Regions from separate parts of the Homo sapiens genome. Here region 2 is linked to region 1. Evidence: chromatin loops called from intact Hi-C (ENCODE). Cell type or tissue: Calu3. All regions are shown on one strand. Each heading gives the region's core, and the rest is flanking DNA. Links, peaks and the distances in the headings are about the cores only.

Region 1 (11,863 bases), core at 2,358-10,357:
TCCCTGCAAGAAAGGATGATTGCCTGGCGTGAGGTGTGGTGTGCTGACAGTTCTAGCTGTTGGCCCCTTCAGGGACTACAGGGCTGGGACTAGGGTGAGAAGTGTAGCACCTAGGGCACAGAATCTAAGGATGTGGGCCAGGCGCCGTGGCTCATGCCTATAATCCCAGCCCTTTGGGAGGCTGAGGTGGGTGGATCACTTGGGATCAGGAGTTTGAGACCAGCCTGGCCAACATGGTGAAACCCTGTCTCTACTAAAATTACAAAAAATTAGCTGGGCATGGTGGGGGGCGCCTGTAATCTCAGCTACTCGGGAGTCTGAAGCAGGAGAATCACTTGAGCCTGGAAAGTGAAGGTTGCAGCGAGCTGAGATCATGCCATTACACTCCAGCCTGGGTGACAAGAATGAAACTCCATCTCAAAAAAAAAAAAAAGAATCTAAGGATGTGCTCACCTGCAGGAGTGTGCAAGCACCTCCTTACATGCTACGCCCTGGCTGCCTCACTGGCCTTGACTCAGGTGGCTAAGCACAGTAGTGGCTCTAGCACCTGGCCATTACCAACTCAAGGTTCCTCTAATGGGCAGTCTTTGCTCAGGAGTTCCCCACTGGGCTGGTGGATAGGGGTCAGATCTGCTTCACGGTCTCATGGTCTCTGCCCAATCCTGCTCTTGCCTGCTTCCTTTCCTCGGACTCACTCCCCAGCAAACCTTTCCTCATCTCTGCAGGTTCTTCCCAGATAACCTGACCTGTGACATTTCATGGACAGGTACATCCAGATTACAAAGAACCACACACACACAGACACACACACCCCTGTGAGTGCCCGAGGGCAGGGTCTGAGCCGTACCTTTATGTAAAGCTCAGTCCTGAACATATATCAGATGCTCAAGAACTCACCAATGAGTGACTGAATGGGACAGAGATCCCCAAGATAACTGACCACCTGGTGGGAGGCCAGTGACTGGATATGCTGACCTTGCTAGATGTTTCCAAATTGGGGTTCCCAGGGCATCCTTGAAGGCAGTGACAGAGGTGATAGAGCTGTTTGCAAGATTTAAATAGTCTCGTGGGATGTGTGCTTTTAGCTGAGAAAAGGCCACTCAGGTAAACTAAGAGGTGAGATCTTGTGCTTTTTGTGGGAATTATGTCAGGATAGTGCACTACTATGGAGCTATCTTGGGATGAGCAAAAGTTCCATCTGGCACTGACATATTAAAATGTTTTTCACTGGGCATCATGGAGACAGTGGAGAGGAATGGGAAGGTCCCATTCCTTTCCCATGGGAAAGTCCCATGGCTTTGGACTCCCCTGCCAGGTGTCATTAGGCAAATCAGCCTACATCTCTGAGTCTCAGTTTCCCCATCCGTAAAGTGGGATCTAGGAGTGTCCTCTGATGGGGCTGTAAAGACAATAATCTAAAGAACCCAGTATAGTGCCTTGCCCTGAGTGATTGGCAGCTACTGTTATTATCAGTTAGCATCTTTAGTTTGCACATTAAGACATTTTGACCCATGGAGTATAAGTGCCTTCAGGCTAGCTTGGCAGGGATTAGCTGAACTACCCCGAATGGACCAGGTCCAGACAGACGCTGTTAATTTTGAGAATAAGAGAAGGCTCCAACTCTGAGGCCACAGCAGACGGGCATGAAGTTGACGAAGTTCCTCTAGATTAAGGGACAGGTTGGAAGAGTAGGATTTGCAGAGAATCCTCAAGTTCCCAGCTTGGTGGGTGGTGGCAGGGAGGTGGAAGGACTGTCTGCACTTGTGGAATTAGGGTTTGGTCCATGTCCCAGGGATGTTCATGTATATCAGCCTGAAAGGTCAATACATGCAAATGATCTGATACCAGGATCCACCAGGAAGATGCACAGACCAGCCTTTCTATGGGTGCCCAAGGGGCTTTTAAGAAAGAAGACTGGTGGCTCACGCCTGTAATCCCAGAACTTTGGGAGGCCGAGGCAAGTGAGTCACCTGAGGTCAGGAGTTCGAGGCCAGCCTAGCCAACATGGTGAAACCCCATCTATAGTAAAAATACAAAATTAGCTGGGCATGATGGTACATGCCTGTAATCCCAGCTACTTGGGAGGCTGAGGCGGGAGAATCGCTTGAACCTGGGAGGCGGAGGTTGCAGTGAGCCGACATCATGCCATTTCACTCCAGCCTGGGCTACAGGGCGAAACTCCATCTCAAAAAAAAAAAACAAGAAAAAAAAAAAAAAAGAAAAGAAAACTGTTCCCTACACCCCTATGAGTCAGGGAGCTGCATATGAAGACTTTACACAGGCCATCTGGTCTCCTGGGAAATATACAGGTATGTTTCCGGTACGAAGACAGAGAGAAAGTGTGCCAAAGTGTTAACCAATAATTTATTCACTTAGGGAGTGGAATAATGAGCATTTCAAATTTTCTGCTTTACATTTTTGTTTGTTTTGTCTTCTGCAAATTTGCTTCTATGGCTTGATCATGTAGGTTGAGAGAGGGTGGAGTGGGCCAAGTCAACAAAAATGAAGACAGATAAAGAAAAAAAAAGACTGGATTATCCTCTGAGCCCAGTTAACCTGGGGGATGAGGCTCTAGACTCTGCACTTTGGTATAATGAACAAGAATCCTCACTGCCAGCTTATGGTTTCTAGTAAACAAGGAAGAGTCACTGCAAGCCTCCTCTCCAGGTGGGGGCAGGGATGGCCCATGAAGCCTGAATGAAGATCTCCTATTCTTATTTATTTTCCTCTTCCCTTCTGTACAAGGAAGGGAATATGGAGGTGAGACTCCCATTTCCCGCCAGGACAGCTCTCAGTGGAGTTGGAGGCTCAGAGAGAGCCCATAGGATAGGTCTCTCCTGTCTTACCCCAGGCCCAGCTCCTCACTCTGGGGAGGAAGGGTTTGGACACAGGGCCTTCAGATCATATAGTAAAGTTTGTGTTTGGCACCCTCACCTCTCTTTCCTGAGCTCTCTTCCTACTTCCATGCAAACCTCCTTGTCCCCCATTTAATTTAATGTTAAATGGGGGACAAACCTGTCCCCTAGGAAGTTTAATGTTCCTCCTGGCCCCCAGCCTTACATATTCCCAACTTGTCTCTTTCTCATCTCCAACCTCTCTTCCCACTTTTACATTTCCCTCACTGCCCTGTTCTGCGCTCTCTGTCAAGCATGCTGGCCACTAATTCATACTACAGTGTAAAGGGCCACCACTCTATAGTAACATTCATAAACAAGATACTTAGACAAGCAGTTTTGGCAATGGAAGTCAGTTAGAGGCACTATGATATGGTTTGGCTCTGTGTCCCCACCCAAATCTCATCTCGAATTGTAATCCCCATAATCCGCATGTGTCAAGAGTGGGACCTGGTGGGAGGTGATTGGATCATGGAGGCAGTGTCCACCATGCTGTTTTTGTGATAGTGAGTGAGTTCCCACGAGATCTGATAGTTTTATGTGTTTGACAGTTCCTCCTACTCTCTCTCTCTCTCGGCTGCTACCATGTAAGATCGTGCCTGCTTCCCCTACTGCCGTGATTGTAGCTTCCTGAGACCTCCCCAGCCATGCAGAACTGTGAGTTAATTAAACCTCTTTTCTCTATAAATTACCCAATTTCAGGCAGTTCTTTATAGCGGTGTGAAAATGGACTAATACAAGCCAGAACACAGTGCTGGAATCAGAAGGTCTGTCTTGAGTCTTGCATTTGCCTCTAAATCATTGGTTGACCTTGAACAAGTCATACCACCTTTCTGGGCTTCAATTTCCTAACCAGTGGAAATATAGAAGTTGTTTTTAAATTTTTTTTAAAGATTTAAGAGATTCTGTCACAAGATTCTGTCCCCATTATCTCATCTGATTCTCACACGAATCCTGCGGTTACATGGGCAGGAACCCTATTATTCTATTTGTCTTTCAAAATTGGGCTCAGATAAGCCTCTCTCCTGTACACCATTTCTTGACCCTCCCCACAAGTTAATCATTCTATCCTGGGGGTGGCCTCTGAAGCTGGCAATAGCTCTTGTGGTTCTACTCAACCCCCTCAATTTGCATCCAGGGCTGTGACCCCTTATTGTCCATTCGGGTGTCCAGGGCCTGGCACAAATAGGGCCTCGATGGCCATTGTAGGAAATGTTGAAGGACACCAACTCATATTGATGGGGCAGACTGCCATCCAGATCCTGACCTCCACCGTGTTAGCCTGTCTTCCACCGTGTTAGCTAGCCCACCCTGCTGGCCTCGAAACTCAGTAGGTAGGTGTGTCTTGATCATGGTCTCTAATCATAGTATTGAGAAGGAAAGATCAAAGGGTGGAGCCCTGAGCACCCTCAGTAGAGGCTGTTGCCCTCAGGACATCACACAGATGGTTCAAACACAGAAGAACTTCCAAATTACCTGCTCTGCCTGGGGCTGAATGTCATCATCTTATAAGTGCCTGTCCCAGGGCTGGCACCCAGTGGATGCTTCTCTGATGCCAAATGCTAGTTCTCATCTCTATTCTTTCCCTACCAGGTGAATCAGGCAGAGGGGAGATCCTAAGTAGGTTTCTTTTTCTTTTTCTTTTTTCTTTTTTTTTTGACACAGAGTCTCAGTCTGTCACCCAGGCTAGAGTGCAGTGGTGCGATCTCAGCCTCGGCTTACTGCAGTCTTCACCTCCTGAGTTCAAGTGATTCTCCTGCCTCAGCCTCCTGAGTACCTGGGACTATAGGCACGTGCCACCATGTCTGACTACTTTTTGTACTTTTAGTGGAGGTGGTGTTTCACCATGTTGGTCAGGCTAGTCTCAAACTCCTGACCTCAAGTGATCCATCCACCTCGGCCTCCCAAAGTGTTGGGATTACAGGTGTGAGCCACCACACCCGACCTAAGTGGGTTTCAATATGCACTGTTTATGGCTAAGCAGAGGGTCCTGGCACCACCTATTTCCCCAGCACCTGTAGCATTTTGTAACTTATCCAGAGGGCTTGTTTCTCGTGCCCGAAGTTCAGGTGGCCTTCTCCTTGGGAGCACTTTCGAGGGTGGAGGGTGTGGCAGCAGCTGGGTCACTGGCAGTGCGGTGAGGGAAAACAAGGGTCTGGAGCTGGGCAGTTCCGACTCCACCACACGCTGGCTGTGCCAGCTGGGCAGGTCTCTGCCCCTTTCAGGCCCCAATGCCTTTCTCCTGAAAGATGGGGATAATAACAGTAGCTACCTCATTGGGTTCATAAGAGGACTAGGTGATAAAATGTTTGTGAAGTGCCAGGTAGAGTAACCTAGAATCATAATTTTTATGATTATCTCCAAACACCGTTGCCATCAGCAGTAGGAAACACTGCTGCCATTGGCAGTAGGAAAAACTGGGCAGGACCCCTCCTGAGCAGCCCATGCCAGGACCTCAGGCTACAGTGACCCCAGGAGTTGCCTTGGCAGGAGAAGGGTATCCAGGCAGCTGTGCTCTCACCACTGGCTGGGGCTGGAATGTTCCGAGTGCTTGCATAAGAACCAGGATGGGGATCCAGGTAGCTCAGTGTTTGCAAAGCATAGCTTTCCCTGGGCCACAGAAGCTACCAGCCCTCATGGTGATGAAATGTGCCCACTGTGGGTGGAGCAGGTCAGCCACTGCCATGGCTGCCTTGCCCGCCTCGCCCCACTGGAGTAGCACAGAACAGTATGTCTTGCTCTGGGTTTCAGCCTGGCCCAAAGCCCAGGGTCCAGGTACAAGGGTGGAGGGTCAGGCAGAGGGAGTGAGGCAGCAGACCCCGGCATGAGCATTCGCTCTGCTGCTGGCAAGCAGGGTGGCCTTGGCCGGTCCTTCCCCTCAAAAGAGCTTGTTTTCAAGTGATTTCTAAGCCCCCTTTAGCTTGGAGAAGTTTCGTCCTCTCACACTCCTAGGGAAAGGCAGCCAGGTCAGTGTCCCGTAGCATTTCATGGCCCCCAATCTCTGGTTCTGCCAAGAAAACTAAAAGTTTGGGTTCTGGTTTTCCTTCTTCCTTCCTTCATTCAGGTTTTCCTAAGGGCTGAGCACATTCTGTTGCAGGAAGCACCTGTTCTTGAGGCTTCAGGGTCCAAGTGAGAAGAAAAGACAAAAGACCCCACATACCCCAAGTCAGTCAGGTGACAGCAAGTACCCAGAAGGGCTGAGACAGAGGGTGTGAGGACAGCTCTGAGGAGGACATCAGGGGCTGCCAGAGAGCGGGGTGTGGCACGCAGGAGGGAAGAGAGGGCGTTCCAGGTGGGAGCCTGCAAGAGCCCAAACCGGATGTGGTTGAGTCAGGAAGGGCAGGAGTCAGAGGCTTGGACAGCAAATCACTGGCCCTGAGATCACCCCAGGCTTTCACCACTGTGCATTGGCCCCTGCATGGATCTAGGGCCAGCCCTGCTGCAGGGGCTCCCTGGGGACTGGGCGTCCCCTGGCCCAGACCCACCCCATTGCCTCTGTCCGTACAGGAGCTGCCTGTGACCAGCTGAGAGCAGCAACCTCTGGGGACAAGGCTATGTGGCTGCCAAGGCTGTGGCAGTAGCTGACTCTCACTCATCACTCTCCCTTTCAGTTTTCTTTCCGGGTTCACTTCAGGAGCTGTGATTTTCCTACGGCTGAGTCACCCAGGGAAGGGCAATAATAAAGGGTGATTAACAGTGTTTCAGTTCCTAGGATTTCCCATCTCAGTTTATATGAATTTGGAGCAAAGCCACAGAAGTACAGGTGGTGAGGGAGGCAAGGGCCTTTGCAGGGACCTAAGGAGACCACTCCCCTCAGACTAGGGTTCCCTGAGGAGAGGGCTGCGTCTCCCCTCAGACTGGGGCTCCCTGAGGACGGGGCTGCGTCTCCCCTCAGACTAGGGTTCCCTGAGGAGAGGGCTGCGTCTCCCCTCAGACTGGGGCTCCCTGAGGACGGGGCTGCGTCTCCCCTCAGACTAGGGTTCCCTGAGGAGAGGGCTGCGTCTCCCCTCAGACTAGGGTTCCCTGAGGAGAGGGCTGCGTCTCCCCTCAGACTGGGGCTCCCTGAGGACGGGGCTGCGTCTCCCCTCAGACTAGGGCCCTGAGGACGGGGCTGTATCTTCGTTCTATCCCTTCTACTGGGGCTTCCTGAGGAGTGGGTACAGCTCTCTTTCTTCTGTACCAGGTCCACTGTAGCCATGGGCCATTGGGTACCTCTGCAGAGGTCCTATTGGGCCCACGGACTAGAGCAGAGCAGATGGCCTGGGTCCGCCTGGTAGGGTCTCTCCTCACACCAGGAAAAGATGACGACACAGAAAGTCCCTCATTTCTCCCCCGTGCTTGTGCTTGCTCTTCGTTCCTTTCTCCTTCTCTCAGTCAGACCACAAAGGGCTACAGCCCTTTCCTGCATCTCTCACTGCCCCTCCCACTACCTGTCCACTCCCACCCAGCCCTTTGGTCACTGTTCTGACCCAGAGCCACCCTGGTACTCATTGACCAGGGGGCAAAGGTGCCAGAACTGGGCACTGCCAGCAAAACCAGAGCCCAAGTCAACTGTGCAAGGAGGGGCTTCTCTCCTGTCTCCTCTCCACTGCTGGCTGACTAAAGTCCACCTGGACTCTCCTTGGCTGCAATCCCCAATGGGAGCTGCCGGCTAGAGAGAACTGACTTGCGCTGCCATGGCAGGATAGGTGACAGGAACGACCTGCTGGGAGCCTAGACCAGCTCCAGGAGAGGTCACCTTCCACCAGTGAAAGACACTACCAACACTTCCACCACCTCTCAGTGCTGTGGGTGACCGGGAGCTGCTCCTTGAGGTGACACCTGTGTGGCCTGGGGGCCCCTTCCACACACTGCTGTTCGTTCCCAGCAGCAGATCCTGTTGCAGAGCCATCCTCGGGACTGCGGGTGTTAACGAAGCCTGTGATCTTCCTCAGACTTTTCCACCAGAGAGGCACCTGAAGGAGCCACACCACATTCCCCTGAAGGCTTGTGTGTGGGCGTGGGCTTGGCTCAAAACAGCCAACCCAGAGCACCAGTGGGATCGCAAGTCTTCCGTTTATTGAATATCCACACAGGCATCTTACATTCTACTTCATCATACTGTTTAATGTGAAAATAATATTTTCCTCACATTCTTTGAGCCAAATTGCTGCTCTAGGAAGGTGGGGCACATTCATCCTGTGGCTTTCCTGCCCTGGGCACAATGGTGCTAGTGCTGGGTGCCCAGAGCAGGTGGCCCAGGGGCCCAGGTAACTTCAGATTTGGTCCCAATGCAGACGCATCTCCCCACTCAGGTGTGCAAGAAGCGTCTCTATCCTTCCTGGCCTCACCTTTCCTGGTGATTCCTGTGGAAGGCAGATTGGGTCACCTGTTCACCCAGGGGGTGCTCTCTGGCTGCAGGATGCCCTGCAGCTCCTCCTCCCCACTGCCCTCCAGCCTGCTAGGCCTCTACTCCCGCATCATTGGCTGAGAAGTCCCTTTGTCAGAGGCTACTGAGCTCTGCTCCTGGGGAGAGAACAGACGGGAATCCTGCTCACGGATGAAGGCCCTAGTGAAGCTGTGGACAGTTGGGAGTGCATGTCTCATCCCATTCCAGGAGGTCTTGTCCTGCCATGGCCCGCCTTTGCAGGCATGCAGTGGGCTGTGCTGGCTCCTGGCAGTGGCTGTGGCCTCCTGGCCAGAATCTGGGCAAACCCTGAGAAGGAGGTGCTGTGAGCACCTGGGGGAAGCTTCCCTTTCCCTCCTCCATACCCAATACATCAACAAGACCCAATATTTCTGCTTCTCAAATGCTTCTTGAATCCATTTCACTTTATTCAAGGTAGGCTTTATACAAATCTTATCACATTATTTTGCTTAAAACCCTTCCTTCCATGACTTCACACCAGACTCCTCATATAAAGTTTAACTGGTTTGCCAATCTCACCCTCCTCGTCTCTCAGCTCTGTCTCAATGCTGACTTCTTCTTTTTTTCCTTTAGCAGCTTTGCACATGCTGTTCCCTCCCTGCATGGAGCACTAAGCATCTACCCTGACGTCCCTCTGTCCCTCATTGCCCTACCTGTCTCTTCCACATCTGGCCACTTTCTCCTTCCTCCTCCCTTCCCAGCTTCCCAATTCCTCAGGCCAGGGTGGCTCTCAGAGCACTTTTCCACCTGGTTGGTGTTACTTGCTAGATGTTAACTGAGGTCCTTATTTCCTCAGGAGGACCATGACAAAGCAGAAAGCAGAAAAGTCACTGGACTTTGTGTCCTGAATCCTAAGCCCTTAGGGGAACTGAAAGGTTTAAGTCATTAAAAAAAAAAAGGGGAGACATTAGAAAAAAAAAAAGTAAACTGGACCATTCCCCACTCTTGTGGTAGCTTGTATTTTTCAAACGTGGCCATGGCCATAGTTTCTTTTCCACATGCTCTTCCAGAACCTTTCCAATCAAGAGTTGGATATTTCCTCATCCCATTGAAACTGAGTGGGATCTTGAGACGACTAGGTGGACAGAATGTGGCGCAAGCCTAATCTTCCCAGGGTAGGTCATTGCAGCAGTTCAGCTTCTCTCTCTCTTTCTGTCCATACTCACCCTTGAAAACCAGCCGCCGTGTTGTCAGGAAGCCAAGGCCACATGGGGAGGCCACCTGTACATATTCTAAGTTTTCAGCCAACAGCCAGGCATGTGAGTGAATCTTCAGATGATCTTGCTGCAGCCTTCCAGCTTCCCCAGCGGATGCCCAGCAGAACAGAAGTGTCCCCGCTGAGCCCTGCCTGAATTGTGAATTTTTTTGTTACATATCCACAGTAACTGAATCCCACCCTGCTCCCCATCCCTTCCTTGACTTGATAAATACTTTTCCTGGACTAGAAGAAAGGAGGTGATGGCAGAAAAGGAGTAGGCAGCATTGACAACAGATATATTCTCCTTCTACCTCATTTGAGGCAGCACTTGAAATAAAGATGGCATTATTAGAAAATAAAGAACATTATATTATGGCCAGGTGCAGTGGCTCATGCCTACAATCCCAGCACTTTGGGAGGCCGAGGTGGGCAGATCACCTGAGGACTGGAATTCAAGACCAGCCTGGCCAATATGGCGAAATCCTGTCTTTACTGAAAATACAAAAATTAGCTGGGTGTGGTGACCAGCACCTGTAATCCCAGCTACTCAGGTGGCTAAGGCAGGAGAATCACTTAAATCCGGGAGGCGGAGGGTGCAGTGAGCAGAGATCGCGCCATTGCCCTCCAGCCTGGGCGACAGAGTGAGACTCTGTCTCAAAAAAAAAAAAAAAAAAGAATAAAGAACATTATATTTTTCCTTTCACACACAGAACTGGGATTGCCTGTTGATGTGTTTGTGTCCGTGGCCCCATATCTGTATCCTCAATAGGCCCTGCCTGTCATTGTCTTGGTCCCTGTGACAACTCAGCTTAGAATAAGGCCTGTTATAGAGGAGATGCTTGATAAATATATGGCGATTAATGAATGAATCAATGATCAACGATTGAAGAGTGAATGAGTGAAACCCGAAGCCCTGTCATCATGAACTTTTTATAAAGATCTTGGTCATTGATTCAAAGAATACTCTCCTAAGTCAGACCGAGAGACTCTTTTTATAAATAAGGACACTGAAGTCCAGGGAGGGCAGGGATTGGCCCAAGGCCTCATGTCCAGCCAGTGGCAGAGCTGATCTAGAACTTGTCCAGGTGCCCAGCTCATGCTCTGCCCATCCATTCCTCACTGGCCCTGACTGCTGGGCCAGTCGGGCCCTGGAAAGGCTGGACTGGGTGGCAGTTGTTATCGCGTCTTTTTGTTGTTTTTGTTTTTGTTTTTGAGAGAGTCTTGCTCTGTCGCCCAGGCTGGAGTGCAATGGTGCGATCTCAGCTCACTGCAACCTCCATCTCCTGGGTTCAAGTGATTCTCCTGCCTCAGTCTTCCAAGTAGCTAGGATTACAGGTGCCTGCCACCATGCCTGGCTAAGTTTTGTATTTTTAGAAGAAATGGGGTTTTGCCATACTGGCCAGGTTGGTCTTGAACTCCTGGCCTCAAGTGATCCACCCACCTTGGCCCCCACAAAGTGCTGGGATTACATGTGTGAGCCACTGTGCATGGCCAGTTGTTGTGTCTTTGCTGTCATTATCTGCCCAGGAGTCTACTGGCTGGGCTGGTCCTGGCCTCTCAGGGGCAAAGGGACAGAGGCAGACAGGGAGCCCTTGTAGGTTGGGGATGGGACCAGGAGGAGGTGTTGTGAAAGAGGACCTGGCATGCAGGTCATCCATAAATATTGGTTGAGTTGAATTGAAATAAACACCCAAATAGATATATAATGACAAGCTTGCATGGTAAGTGCCATGAGATTTCAGGGAGATGTGAGGACCTACGAAGCGGGTTATGGCCTCTTTCTGGGAAGCCCTGTAAGGAGATGGCCTGGAGCTGAGCTCTACTGGAGAGGAGAGTGGGTGTGTGGGATGGGGTGAGTGGAGGCTCTGCCCATGTTCTAGGCAGTGTCTGAGGAACCAGGAGAGCTGATACCTACTGCAGAGAGGGGAGAGCAGAGTATGGTGGTGACAGAGAAGCCAAGGCAGGCAAGGTAGGTGGAGAAGCCAAGGCAGGCAAGGTGGCCTGGAGGCCATGTTTGGGGTTTTGCACATTGTCCTGGGAGCAATGGGAAATTATTGAGGCATTTTTGGCAGAGGCAGGACAGATCAGTTCTGTCTTTTTAGAAGGCTTCTGTGACAGCTGCGTGGAGAATGGATGGGAGGGGGCTCTTGTGAGATGGAGAAAATGGTAGTGTGAAACTGCGTGGTGGCAGTGAAGCTGGGGAGAAGCGGCCAGAACTTAGAGGTCAAACAATAGGATTTTGCACTGAATTGGCAGTGAGGGGTTGGGAGAAAGAGGTCAAGCATTCATTCATTTACCAGTCACAAAACAGCTCCTGGGTGCCCACCACACGCCAGAGACAGTCAGGAGCTAGCAAAGTCCCAT
Region 2 (11,863 bases), core at 1,417-9,416, 90 kb before region 1:
GGGTGGGGATGAATTTCCCTGGGGCCATCCTTAACCAACAAGGGTGGAATTGGTGGATAAATGGTCCCTGTCCTTCAGATGGACAAATCTGAGGTGTATTCTACAGGTTTTTCAGGGGAGGTCTAGTGGGATTAAGCCCCAGTTGCCCACAGTTGAAACAGCTCTAAAATGAACATGTATGACCTTTTCCTCTTTCCCCATGTTTACCTCTACATCCCTTTCTGCTACTTCTTCTGACCATCTCCCAGTTCTAGCCTTAGGCCTTGTTTTCCTGGAAAATCAAACCAAAACATTTATTACCTCATTTGGAAAAGGCCCTTAAATTGAGGCCTGTAAAATATTGCACCTGGCTCCCTGCTGTTGCGTAATCCCACCCAGGAATGGGTGTGAAAGGGCTTTATGAACTGAGAGGCTGGGCCCGGTGTGCAGGGTTGCTGGGAGCAGAGGTAATCCTGAGGGAACCGTGGGGACTGGGGAGCTGCTGGGTTGGGAGGCCCAGCTCCCGGAATCACCTGGGAACAGTAAGAGGTGAAGATGGGGAGATGGGGCAAGTGGAAAAGGGGGTGCCAATGACAGTGCTCCCTGGGGTGGGGAGAAATAAGGTGTGCTTTATTCCAGTACTGCCCTGCAGATTCAAGTGACTTGGCACAAGATAAGGTGACTCACCAGGCCAACTCAGCCTGCCACAAGGGCCCTCAAGATCATCCACCTGGCCTTGTGGGGACTCGCCCTTCTGGAACAAGCCTTGCCCCCTGATTTGGCCTCTGCCCCAGGAAGAGAGGGACTGAATTACCAGTAGGAGGGGCCAGGCCTCTAGTTCATTTACCCTCCATTTAGTAAACATGGAAAAGCTGGGCCCCTCTCCACACTGGGCTCCCAGGAATCTGAAGGTGGACAAGCTACTCCCTGTGCCCTTTAGCGGCTCCCAGTCAGGGGAGGAGGCATAAGACCAGGAGGCAGGGAGCTGGAACAACATCAGAACAGCTCGGTGGGAGAGAGGCAGCTTACTGAGGAAGGGGCTCTGGAACACAGAGGAGGAGCACCTGGCCCAGAATCCGGGAGGGCTACAGGTAATTGTGGAAGTCTTCCCAGAGAAGGTGATATCCATATCTAATCCCACTAGGTCTCAGGACTTACCCAGGAGAGAGAGAGGAAGGGCATCAGGGCAGAGGAAACAGCAACGGCAAAGTGGCTGGAGCCCAGAGAGGTGGGAAAGGAGAGGAGGCTGAAGAGAGAGGTGGGGCGGGGGGGAGGGGGTGGAAGAGCAATGGGGAGCCCCTGAGGAGTTTAAAACAGAAAAGAAATGGGTCAGGTTTGAGTTTAGGTTGCTGGCTACAGTAATGGCCAGGTAGAAAGGGAGTCAGTATTAGAGGCAGGGAGACCAGCAGATGGGGCTCATTCATTCATTCAACAAATATCTGTGGACCCCCTACCAGGTGCCAGGCCCTACGCTGTTGTGGGAGATCCAGGTGAGGGGCCAGGTGGCCTGGACCCTGGTGATGGGGCCATGATGGATAGACGGGACAGAGATCTTAGGGAGGGGTTTTCACTGTGAAATACATCCTGACAATTCACGAGTTGTCATTGGTTCCTGGACCAGTTGTGCATGAATTTGGAAACCGGGAACCTGTTATTTCAAGAATGGAGAGATGAATGGCAGAGCTGAGACCAAACCTCAGGGGCCTCATTTCTGGAGGCCCCACCCAGAGCTGTGCAGCCCAGCTTGCCTGTCCCTCCCCACCACTCTACCCCAGACTTATGAGAGCTTCAGATGCAATGGTGGCTGCTGATTACCTTGCCTGGCTCTTTCCAGTCAGGAGGTGAAACCCAAACATCCTGGTTTCTCTTCATCACCTCTGGCAGGGAGCTAAATGTCTCCTCCAGGATCATGCAGGAGATAAGAAGCCCAGCTGGGACCCTGAGGGTCTTTCTGTGCTCTCCTCCTTGTCAGATTAGACTCCTTGAAGGGAGACGCTGTCTCTCACCTCCATCAGACTCTGGGTTCTCTGAAGATGTCTCCCCTGTCAGATCAGAAACTTAGAGGGTAGAATGAGGAATGAGAATGCAAGTCAGGGAAGCTGCTTTGCTGCCAGTTAATAGTTGTTTCAGCTTGGAAAAAATCCTATATTTGCCTCAATTTCCTCATTGTAAAATGAGGATAATGATACATAGGTGCTCAGTAAACATTAGTGGAACAAATAATGGAGAGCCCAGGTGGTGCTGGTGGAGAGCAGGTGCTGGTTTACTAGGACAGCGGAGAAGCCTGCTGGGAATGGAGCCCTGGGGCCTATGAAAGGAGGAGTGCTGCCTCCACGAGGACCCCAGCAAGTCGCCAGATCTCACCAATCCAATTATCTCTGCCTTGCATTAGAAATACAGCAATGACGGCCGGGCACGGTGGCTCACGCCTGTAATCCCAGCACTTTGGGAGGCCGAGGTGGGCGGATCACCTGAGGTCAGGTGTTCAAGACTAGCCTGGCTAACATAGTGAAACCCTGTCTCTATTGAAAAATACAAAATTTAGCTGGGCGTGGTGGCTCACACTTGTAGTCCCAGCTACTCGGGAGCTAAGGCAGGAGAATCACTTGAACCGGGAGGTGGAGGTTGCAGTGAGCTGAGATCATGCCACTGCACTCCAGCCTGGGGAAGAGTGAAACTCGGTCTCAAAAAACAACAACAAAACATCAATGACTTCAACAGAAGGATTTCCCTGCTAGTGTTATCTCCAGTGACTTCCCACCCATCTGCCACTCCTCCGCCACTCGCCAGCCTCCTCCACCGGCCCCACTCCCATCCACCCTATAGCTCCCCGGACTGTGATGGAATGTTCCCCATGCCTCCACATGGTACCCCTCCCCTGCTCATGACCCCTGGGGAACTTGAGGCCTCCTGGGCCCCACCCTTTGCTCTAGCTGCTGCCCTACCTCCCATCTCTTACTCAGAAAGCTCCAGACTAACCCTGGCCACAGTGACCCAAGGCCACACCTCCACCCAATCTTGGGTCTGTGCTTTATCATCTGTGAACACAGTTCTGCAAAACTGTGCCTCAGTCCAGCTGGGTGCCCTTAGGAAGTCATGCTCCCCAAGCTCTCGTCTCAACTGTAGATGGGCCAAATAACCTGGGCTATGTTTGTCAATGGGGTTTGTGAACAGGCCAAGTGCTGAATAAAGGTGGGGCTTACAGTGTTATGGAACTGTTATTGCCTTGAGGCTGAATGTGATTAAAGCAAAACCGGAGAACCTTGGACCTGTGTGTGATGGCAGGAGAGGGGTCGGGGGGAGCAGAAAGAGGGCAAGAGGGAGTGATGTTGGCAGAGGGAGGGATGGTGTCGTTGCAGAATTGGCTGGTAAATACATATAATCCTTTGTAAACACATCCATGCCCTCATGAAAAATGTGGTTCACTCCGGAAATCATACTTTTTTTTTTTTTTCCAATGAACTCAGAAATCATCCTTTCTGGTGCTGAGCCCTGAAATGGTCATAGAAGGGGCCAGTCCCCAAACAGCTGAAGCCTGACAAAGCCTCCCTTTAGACAGATGGAGACAGATGCCCGGCTGAGCCTGGCTCCATTCTTCCTTCACATTCTTTCCAGTCCACAGTGCCCACGCTCAGGCTCTACATTTCCTGCCCACCCCTTGAGTTGAGAAGGCTTGAGCTTCGCTCAAGTTCTCTGGTCCACCTACCTGGAGACAGGAGCCCTTTCCAGAGATGTTGGGTGTGCCACAAAACCACAGGTAGTCTTTTTCATCTCATCACAGTGGTAGAGGGGACAGGAGCTGGGCTGCCTGGGTTTGAATCTAGTCTCACCATTTTTACTGAGATTTTGCACAAGGCAACTTCTCTGTGCCTGTTTCCTCGTCTATAAAATGGAGATGTACTGATGCCCTCTCAGGGTTCTTGCCAGGTCAAATGAGTCCACTCACGTATTATTCAGTGCAAGCATTTAGTGCCTGACAAAGTGGTGAGTGACATGCGTTTGCCATGATCACCCCGCCTCTCCCCTTGCTCCTCCCACTCCTTCCTGATTCTCAAACCTCTACTGCAATGTTCCTCCCGCGTCCTTACCTCCCCACAGAGGCCTGCCTCTCCCCGCTCTCTTCATCTCTTTTCATTCTTTTCTCCCCTCCAGACCATCCAATCCTCTTATCAGTCTGTCCTGAGTCCTCTCTATCTTCTGTGGATGCGCCCAGGCTCCCCTGCTGCTCAGAGGCCAGAAGCCAACCCCTCTCTAACCTGACCCACACACAGCACACACCAAGCTGGCCTGTCCACCTCATGTTTTATTGTAAAAATGTTAAAATAAATTACATTTGACATCGTTGCCAGTATGTACATACAGTGTGCGCGATGCCAGGACAACCAGCAACAACATGGTTCATTAAAACATTTCACAGAAAAATACGAGGCTGCTCCTTTTCAGGCCCCTGCTGGGTGGCGGCCTCTGCAAACGGCTAGAGAAGTGGGGGTGTGGGCACGTGCCCATCACTGTCTTCACATGTTGGGGAGGTGGGCTCTGGCCCCACTGCCCCACAGTAGTGGGGCAGAAGGCAGAGAGTGAACGGAGCTGAGCGGCTCTGATGACTTGCTTCCTGCCCGGCCTCCAGTCACCCGCAGTGGATGCCCCTTCCTGCTTTTGCTCACCTCAGTGTCCCCTTCTCCACCTCTGCTTGGGGACATGGCCCTTGACATCATGGCCTTGGATGAGGTCACCGAAAAAGGCCCAATTGAGTTGCAGGGCAGGAGGGCAGACACTAGATCTCCCAATCCTTGGGACCCTGCTCTTTAACCACTGGCTCTGAAGCCAACAACAGATTCCAGGTATATAAAAACAGCAGTTTGTTTAAAAAATAAAACAAAAAATAACAAAAACATTCAGGACACAGTGGGCCAGCCCCAGGGTGAACATCATGGAGAACCCAAGAACTCTAGTAGCAGCAAGTTCTGCCCACCCCTCACCAGAGAGTCCACCAACAGTTTCACATTATCTTTTGCTCCCCAGCCCAAATCCTTTCCTTTCTTAAACACACACGAGTGCACAGGTGTGCGTGTGCACACACGCACTGTGCACACACACGTGCACATCAAACACTAGCTAGAGAAAGGAGCTTGATTCACATATCTGACCATCACCCATTTGTGGGCCAAGAGCAATTTGGCCTCACCCTGCCTGGCCCAAGGGGGCTGGTGGGAGGGGAAGGCGGGCAGTGAGGTCCTTGTTCAGGGCACAGGGAAGGAGAAGACAGCAGGATTGGGAGTGCAGGTCCTGGGGCCAGCGGGCAGGGTGTGCAGTTCTCAGGCGGGCAGGAGGGGTAAGGGCAGAACCAGCCAGAGCTGAGCCTCACTCTTGCAGCTCCCTGGCCACCAGCCCTAGCAGTCCCGGCTTCCAGTAACCCATGCTCTGCTACTCTCCCTCCTACCACTTGGGGGCCCACAGAAAGCCTTGCGTCTGCCACTGCTTGACCTGAGACAGGGAACACAGCTCTGGGCTGGGCCTGAGTAGACCAACAAGGAGGATGAGGACCCCAGGCCCCAGGCCCACATAGGACTTGTTTCCAGGCCCTGTGAGTCAGGACTGTTTGAGACCCTGCCCTCATCTCCTCACTCCCACCTCCAGCAGCCTCCACCCCACTACGGTTTGTAGTAGGTGCCCGACCTGACCGGCAGGCCCACAGCTGGGATGCGGGCGGGCCCTGCTCCTGCTGTGGTACGGAAACACCTGACCCCACGCACAGCGGTACCTCCCCAGACACTTCAGAGCTCCCTCTCCAAATGCCGAGCTCAGTAATACCGGTAAACTTAAACAGCTGAGGCCCCAGACCTCAGAGAACCGTGTGATACTCCACCAAATGGTGAGACAAAGACCCTGCAGGCAAGGCCTCCTCAGGGTCAGTCCTGCCCACCTGTCCCGCCAGCCAGCATGTCTTTGCATTGTGAGATACACCAGCCAAGCTCAGGACAGATGCCCCCACAGCCAGGGTATGGTTCAGCTGGAGAACAGAGGCCCTGTCCCGGGCATACATCTAGCTGAGGATGATGGAAGGTTAGGAAGGCCCCTGGCCCCCCACTCCCAGTTCCGAGGCTGCCCCCCCACCAGGGGCCAGGCGTCCCGGTCATCTCGGGACACCCTAGGGTGAGGGGGGAAGAGGCCATCAAAGGTGGGGTGGGGAGCCGGCCCTGCCTCATGTGCCCTTGGGGCTGTTAGCCTTGTTGTACTCATTCATCAGCTGTTCGTAAGGCACAGAGAGCTCAGACTCAGTGCTGGTGAAGGTGGACTCGGAGGAGGAGGGGAACTCGCCCATGTTCAGGGGCGCCTTGGCTTCAGCCCCCTGCTGGGGGCTCTCCTCCCCTGCCAAGTTGTCCTCTAGCGAGGACTTGGAGGTCTCCTCGTCTGAGAGGCCAGCCTCCGTGTTCACGAAGGTGATGCTGGCGTCCTGGAAGATGAGTGGGTGGTAGTCCTGGGCGTCCCATGGCTCGCATTCCTCGCTGATGCGGTCCAGCTGGTTCATGAACACCTCGGGGGCAGGGGAGCTGTCTTCAGGGGCCCGTGCCACAGCCTCCTCATCTGGGGACCTTGATACGTGGCCTTTGCTCCTCAGTGTCTGTGACACCTCTTCCAAGGTGGGCACCCGGTTCTTGGAGTAGACTACCAGGGGCACCAGGGAAGGGGGCAGTGCTGGGAGCCCACCGCCTTGAGGCCCCAGCCCTGGGCCCGGGCCCGTCTCCCCACCCCCGCTTGTCTTCATGGCCTTCTTCCCGATCTGCTTGATGAGGTCGTTGTAGGTCTCTTCCTTCTTGGAAAGAAAGCTGAAGATGTTGACGTCCTTGGAGGCTGTGCTCCCCTTCACCTGCAGGGCCTTCCGGGAGTGTGGGGAGCTCTCAAAGGACTCCTTCCGTCGCCGCCGCCGCTTCTTAATGGCTTTGTGGACTTCCACAAACATGCTCACCTTCCAGTTGACAAAAAGGGACAGCCAGGCCAGCCCCAAGTAGATCCAGAGCTCCACGAAGTAGCGGTACAGGGCGTGGTAGTTGGCGCTGGGGTTCACACCTGAGCGGACAGGCAGTCCAGAGGTCAGGAAGAGTTAGCAGGGCCCGGGAAATGTGCAATGGCCAATGCTGTGTGATCTGAGCAGGGGTCAGGCCAGAGCACAGGACGGGGGTGCAGTGGGATAGAAAGGGGCCTGTTCTAGACCCTGGACTATCCCATCTTCCTCAAGGGCTTGGGCCTGCCATCATTCATGACCCCATCCCAGTCTCCAGCCTGTCTCTGAGTCTCGGTTTCCTCAACTAGAAACGTCAAGACAGGCCAGGCATGGTGGCTCACGTCTGCAATCCCAGCACTTTGGGAGGTCAAGGCAGGTGGATCACTTGAGGTCAGGAGTTCGAAACCAGTCTGACCAACATGGTAAAACCCCAGCTCCACTAACAATACAAAAATTAGCCAGGTATGGTGGCGGGCCAGCTACTCAGGAGGCTGAAGCAGGAGAACTGCTTGAACCCGGGAGGCAGAGGTTGCAGTGAGCCAAGATCACACCACTGCCACTCTAGCCTGGGCAGCAGACAGAGACTCCGTCTCAAAAAAAAAAAAAAAAAAAAAAAAAGTCAAGACAGTGACTCTTTGAAGGAAGCTAAAGGGGCTTTGGGGGACTGGCAATGTAACCGACACACAGGTCAAGAAACAGTTCATGAGTATTTGCCTTTCTGTTAATTCTTCTACCATCCCCAGCTGTTCTGCGTATATGATACAGTTCACTTAAAAACGGAATGGATGGATATTACACAAGGGAGCCCCCAGCACCCTCCAAGCTGGGGCTAGACTCACACTGGTGGATTACAAACAAGGCTGGTGGTTAGGTTGAGATGACCCAGGAAGCACCCACCGTGGCAAGAAACGCTGAACCATTTTTATTTTCATTGAAGGTCTGGTCTGCCTCCCTGACTTCCTCAGATCAGCTCTCCCTTGACCTGGAGGAGGGCTCTGTCTGCTCCACATCCCCCTCCTGCTGCAGGGAGCCTTCTTGGCTTACCCCCTACAGCTCTGAAGGTTCCCCCTACACTCCAGGATTATTTGAAATGTCGTTGACGACTACATGTACAGGCATGTTGACCTGTATTCCATTTGCCCCCTCGACTAGATACAAGAGCAACTTACAGAAGGGACCTGGAGGAAGGGGGCTACCTCTCTCATCAGACTAGAGGTTCCTCCAGGTGCTGTAGCCCGGTCAGTTCTCCTCCCACGACCGGGCTCAGATAGCAGGTGCCCTGAGTGGTCCTGTTAATCCTGCTCAAGGCTCTCAATCACAAGCAGAGTTTCATGATGACAGTAATGAGGGCACACACTGATATAGCCAGGCCCTACCCTTAACACTCATGAATAGTAATTATTATTTTTACTAATTTTACAGAAGAGAAAGCTGAGGCAGGGTTTGGTGTCTTGCTGGTGCTGAGAAAGTATGGCTAAGTGTACATCTGTATTTCCCTAATACCAGAGGCACCTCCTTAGCCTGCTCTGGGCCTCAAGGGCTGGACAATGGCAGGGTTGTGCCTTGTCCACATGTACTGCCCAGGACAGCAGGCCCGGACTTGGCAGGGTCAGGGGAGTGTTTGTGCCTCTCTTTCCTGTTCCTCCCCCAACTCAGCCAACTGCTCCCAGATGCCACATACATCAAGCACAAGGCTAGTGGCCTCCCACTGCCCTCTGGGCAAAAGGGAGGGGGTACAGAACAGAGGCCTCTGGAGCAGAAGTTGAGGTCACTGGGGTGGTGGGTCAACAGGGTCAAACAGGGTGTCAAGAAGATTAAGAACCAAGATGCTGTGCAGGCCACAAACACAAGTACATGTGTGGCTGGGGCCAGCTGGTAACAGGCCTTCAGACAAAGGGGCCAAAGAACCTCATCACTTCCCTGGATTAAGCAGGGGAGGAGTAGGAGGGAGTGTCAGGGCTGGGGGCAGGGCAGCTGGGGAGAAGGCCTCCCTTGTCTTTAAGCTGCTACAGCAGGAACAAAGCCCCAGGCCTCTGAGCCATGCCTTCAGGACACCTCCCTCCACTCTTGTGAAAGATGAAAGGCTGCTGAGGGCGTGGAGTGGGTGCTGGTGGGCTCAGGGGCTCCCTGGGTAGCAGGTACCAACCGTGCAGGCAGAAGGCCCTACTTGCAAGTCCCCCATGAAGCCAAGCTCAGGAGTCATGGGAGAACTGAGGGAGAGGAGATCAGAGACTGAGCAGAGAGGAAAGGAGGAGGAAAAAGGCCATGTCTGAGAAAGGGAACCAGAGAGAAAAGAGTTTTTTGTCATTACTCTGGGTCTTAGTTTCCTCTTGCAAATGGCAGAGTGGGTTGAGAATCCCACTGGGTAAGAGAAGTGCCCAGAACATGGAACCCTACCTAGGGCACCCCCAACATAGGTCTGTTGCACTGAAACCAAAGAAGCAGAAAAAGAGGTGGGAGGCAGAGGCAGGGACTCACCGGCCACAAAGTCACCGAAGCCGATGGTGGAGATGGTGATGAAGGAGTAGTAGAGGCCCTCGATGTAGTTCCACCCCTCAGTCACCATGAATACGAAGGGTGGGATCACCAGGTGGACTAGGACGCCCCACACGATGAAGATGACTGTGCACGTGATCTGCGCCTTCCGCTGATGGGGAGCAGGAGGCCAAGTCAGAGAATAGTGGAGACTTGGAAACCCAGCAAAGGCACCCAGAGGGCCAGGGAGGCAGCTAGAGGAGAAGCTAGCTGGGTACCCAGCCTGACCCGGGAGGGCAAGGAGCTCTGAAACTATCCTCTTGCCATCTGTCCTTACACCCTTGGTCCAATTCCTAGAGGCCTCCTGTCCTCCCCTCACCTGTCATGGTTCCCCCATCTCTGCCCAACACCCAGGGTAGGGGACATACCAGACTCACACCTCTCTTGGTAAGGAACTGCCCTAGTCTCTTGGCACGTCCCCCGAAGAACTTGCCCAGGGCACTGATCCACGTCAGGCAGAGCGGCACCCCGAAGAGACCATAGAAAACACAGAAGAGGCGACCGGCGGGGGTCTTGGGAGCCACATTGCCATATCCTGAGGAAGGAGAGAGTGAGGCCAAGAACAGGAGGGGTGGTCAAACCAGTGGGCCTTGCTTCCAACACACACACAGCCCGTTCTCTAAGATAAATTGATATTGATCTATTGTCAGTACTTAAGTAATGATATTTCCCTTGATCATACTCTGATCATGATCATTGATAAAGCAATTATGATGACATGAGCTGTATCTCCTCCATCATACAAGGAGCTCCCTGAAGGCAGGGACTAAGCCTGGTCAACAGGTCTTCCACTAGTCTATATGGTACCACTGTGCAAGTTATAAGACATGCTCTCTGTGTAGATTCCCCAGAAGCACTGTGGTAGATGGTCTCCAAAGATAGCCATCCTCCATTCCCTCCCTTCTTATGCAACTGCTCACATCAAGGTGTCATCTAATCCTCTTCCCTTGGAATCTGGGCTTTAGTGGCTTGACAACAGAAGCAGTCTAGGCAGCGGAAGAGACGCTGGACAGGTGAGGTCTAAGAAGCCTGCTGCTTTTCGCCTTGGTTCCCAAACACATGCGGAGGCCTTGTGTTTTCATCCCCAGCTGAGCTCCCAGCCAACAGCCAGCATCAACTGTCAAATCTGTGATGGGAGGAGCCATCTGGGCCATCAGATGAGTTTGGCTTTCAGAAGACTCCAGCCCAGCCATTGTTCGACTGCCACTGCATTGGGAGCCCAAGCAAGAACCAGCCAGCTGAGCCCAGTCAAGCTGACAGAATGGTGAAAGAGAAGAAGCTGCGTTCTGAGCCAAACTTCTGGACTGGTTGGCTATGCAGCCTGAGAACTGAAACAGACACCCAGCTTGGTAAGTAGTCATGATCTGGGTTTCTGCAATGAGCAGTCTGGTTAATCTCTTGCATGGCTCTGGCCATGAGGCTGTGTCATTGTTTCTGCTCAAAGAGCCCAGGTCAAGACTCAAGGAAACCTTCCCAGGCATGATCAGCTACCAAGGACTTAACAAATCCCTAAGAAAGTATCAAAAGAATAGCCTGCAACTGATCTGATTGTACCCCCAACAGGGCTGAGTGACCAGAGCTGGGTTTCTAGAAAGGTTCTGAGGAGCTAGGGCATGGATGTGGGTGTCCTACAGGTCCCAGAAGACTTACCAATGGTGGTAATGACGGTCGCTGCAAAAATCATTGCATTGGGCCAGTTCCAGTTGTTGAAGGTCTGGTTCCCTGTGATGGCCACACCCTGTCCTGCAGCATCAGATACCACCTAAAATGAGAAACAGTAAAGGTCAGAGCTGAGGCCACACTTAACAGATGCTGATTGACAGAACTGCACTAAACTCCTTGTAAGCATTTTCATTTAGTCATCACAAGAAGAAGGTGGCAGTGTCTCCATGTTACAGATGAAACATTGTATAGAGGATCAGAGAGGTTACCTGATTTACCCAAGGTAAAGATATGAACCCAGGCAATCTGGCTCCAAAGTTCATTCTTTCACTGAGTCAATGCTTCTCCAACTTACTAGCATGCACCAGGATCACCTGGAAATCTTGTTCAACAGACTGCTGGCCCCTACTACTCCGAGTTTCTGATTTAGGAGGTCTAGAAGGAACATTTCTAAACATGTTCCCAGGTGATGCTGTGGACAGGGACCACACTTTGAGAACCACTGCACTAGATTAATTCTGCCTCTCAAAAAAAGCACATGTGAGGCAGACACACACAAGGAGGTCCCCTGTGCCTCACCCAGCCCTCCATGGAGGGTGTTCTACCTGCAGAGACCAGGTCCTTGTTCAGGGTTGGCTGGGGAGGGGCCCCCCATATACCCTTCAGCCTACTGTAGGATACCTG

What was found. A loop is a pair of places that touch in the nucleus more often than their neighbours do. Peaks named below come from ENCODE experiments on the same cell type or tissue, not always from the same donor. Only the 100,000 strongest peaks of a DNase experiment are listed, where the experiment ranks them.
Region 2: it touches region 1 in a loop (2.6-fold over the local background); 4 of 110 quality-filtered maps call a loop at or near these places.

Annotation. Positions count from the first base shown.
Region 1 is chr6:39,274,132-39,285,994 of GRCh38, forward strand. No RefSeq gene overlaps it. Among named protein-coding and RNA genes, the nearest start is that of KCNK17, 34 kb to the right of the region's middle. In Calu3, for the core only: no CTCF peak of the experiment used is centred there; DNase peaks (open chromatin) are centred at 6,220, 6,490 and 7,363.
Region 2 is chr6:39,184,709-39,196,571 of GRCh38, forward strand. KCNK5 (potassium two pore domain channel subfamily K member 5) reads right to left here. Exons shown (of 5, transcript NM_003740.4): 2 at 11,168-11,279; 3 at 9,886-10,052; 4 at 9,461-9,629; 5 at 4,263-7,047. The coding sequence ends at 6,182. Among named protein-coding and RNA genes, the nearest start is that of KCNK5, 39 kb to the right of the region's middle. In Calu3, for the core only: a CTCF peak has its summit at 5,426; DNase peaks (open chromatin) are centred at 5,423 and 8,951.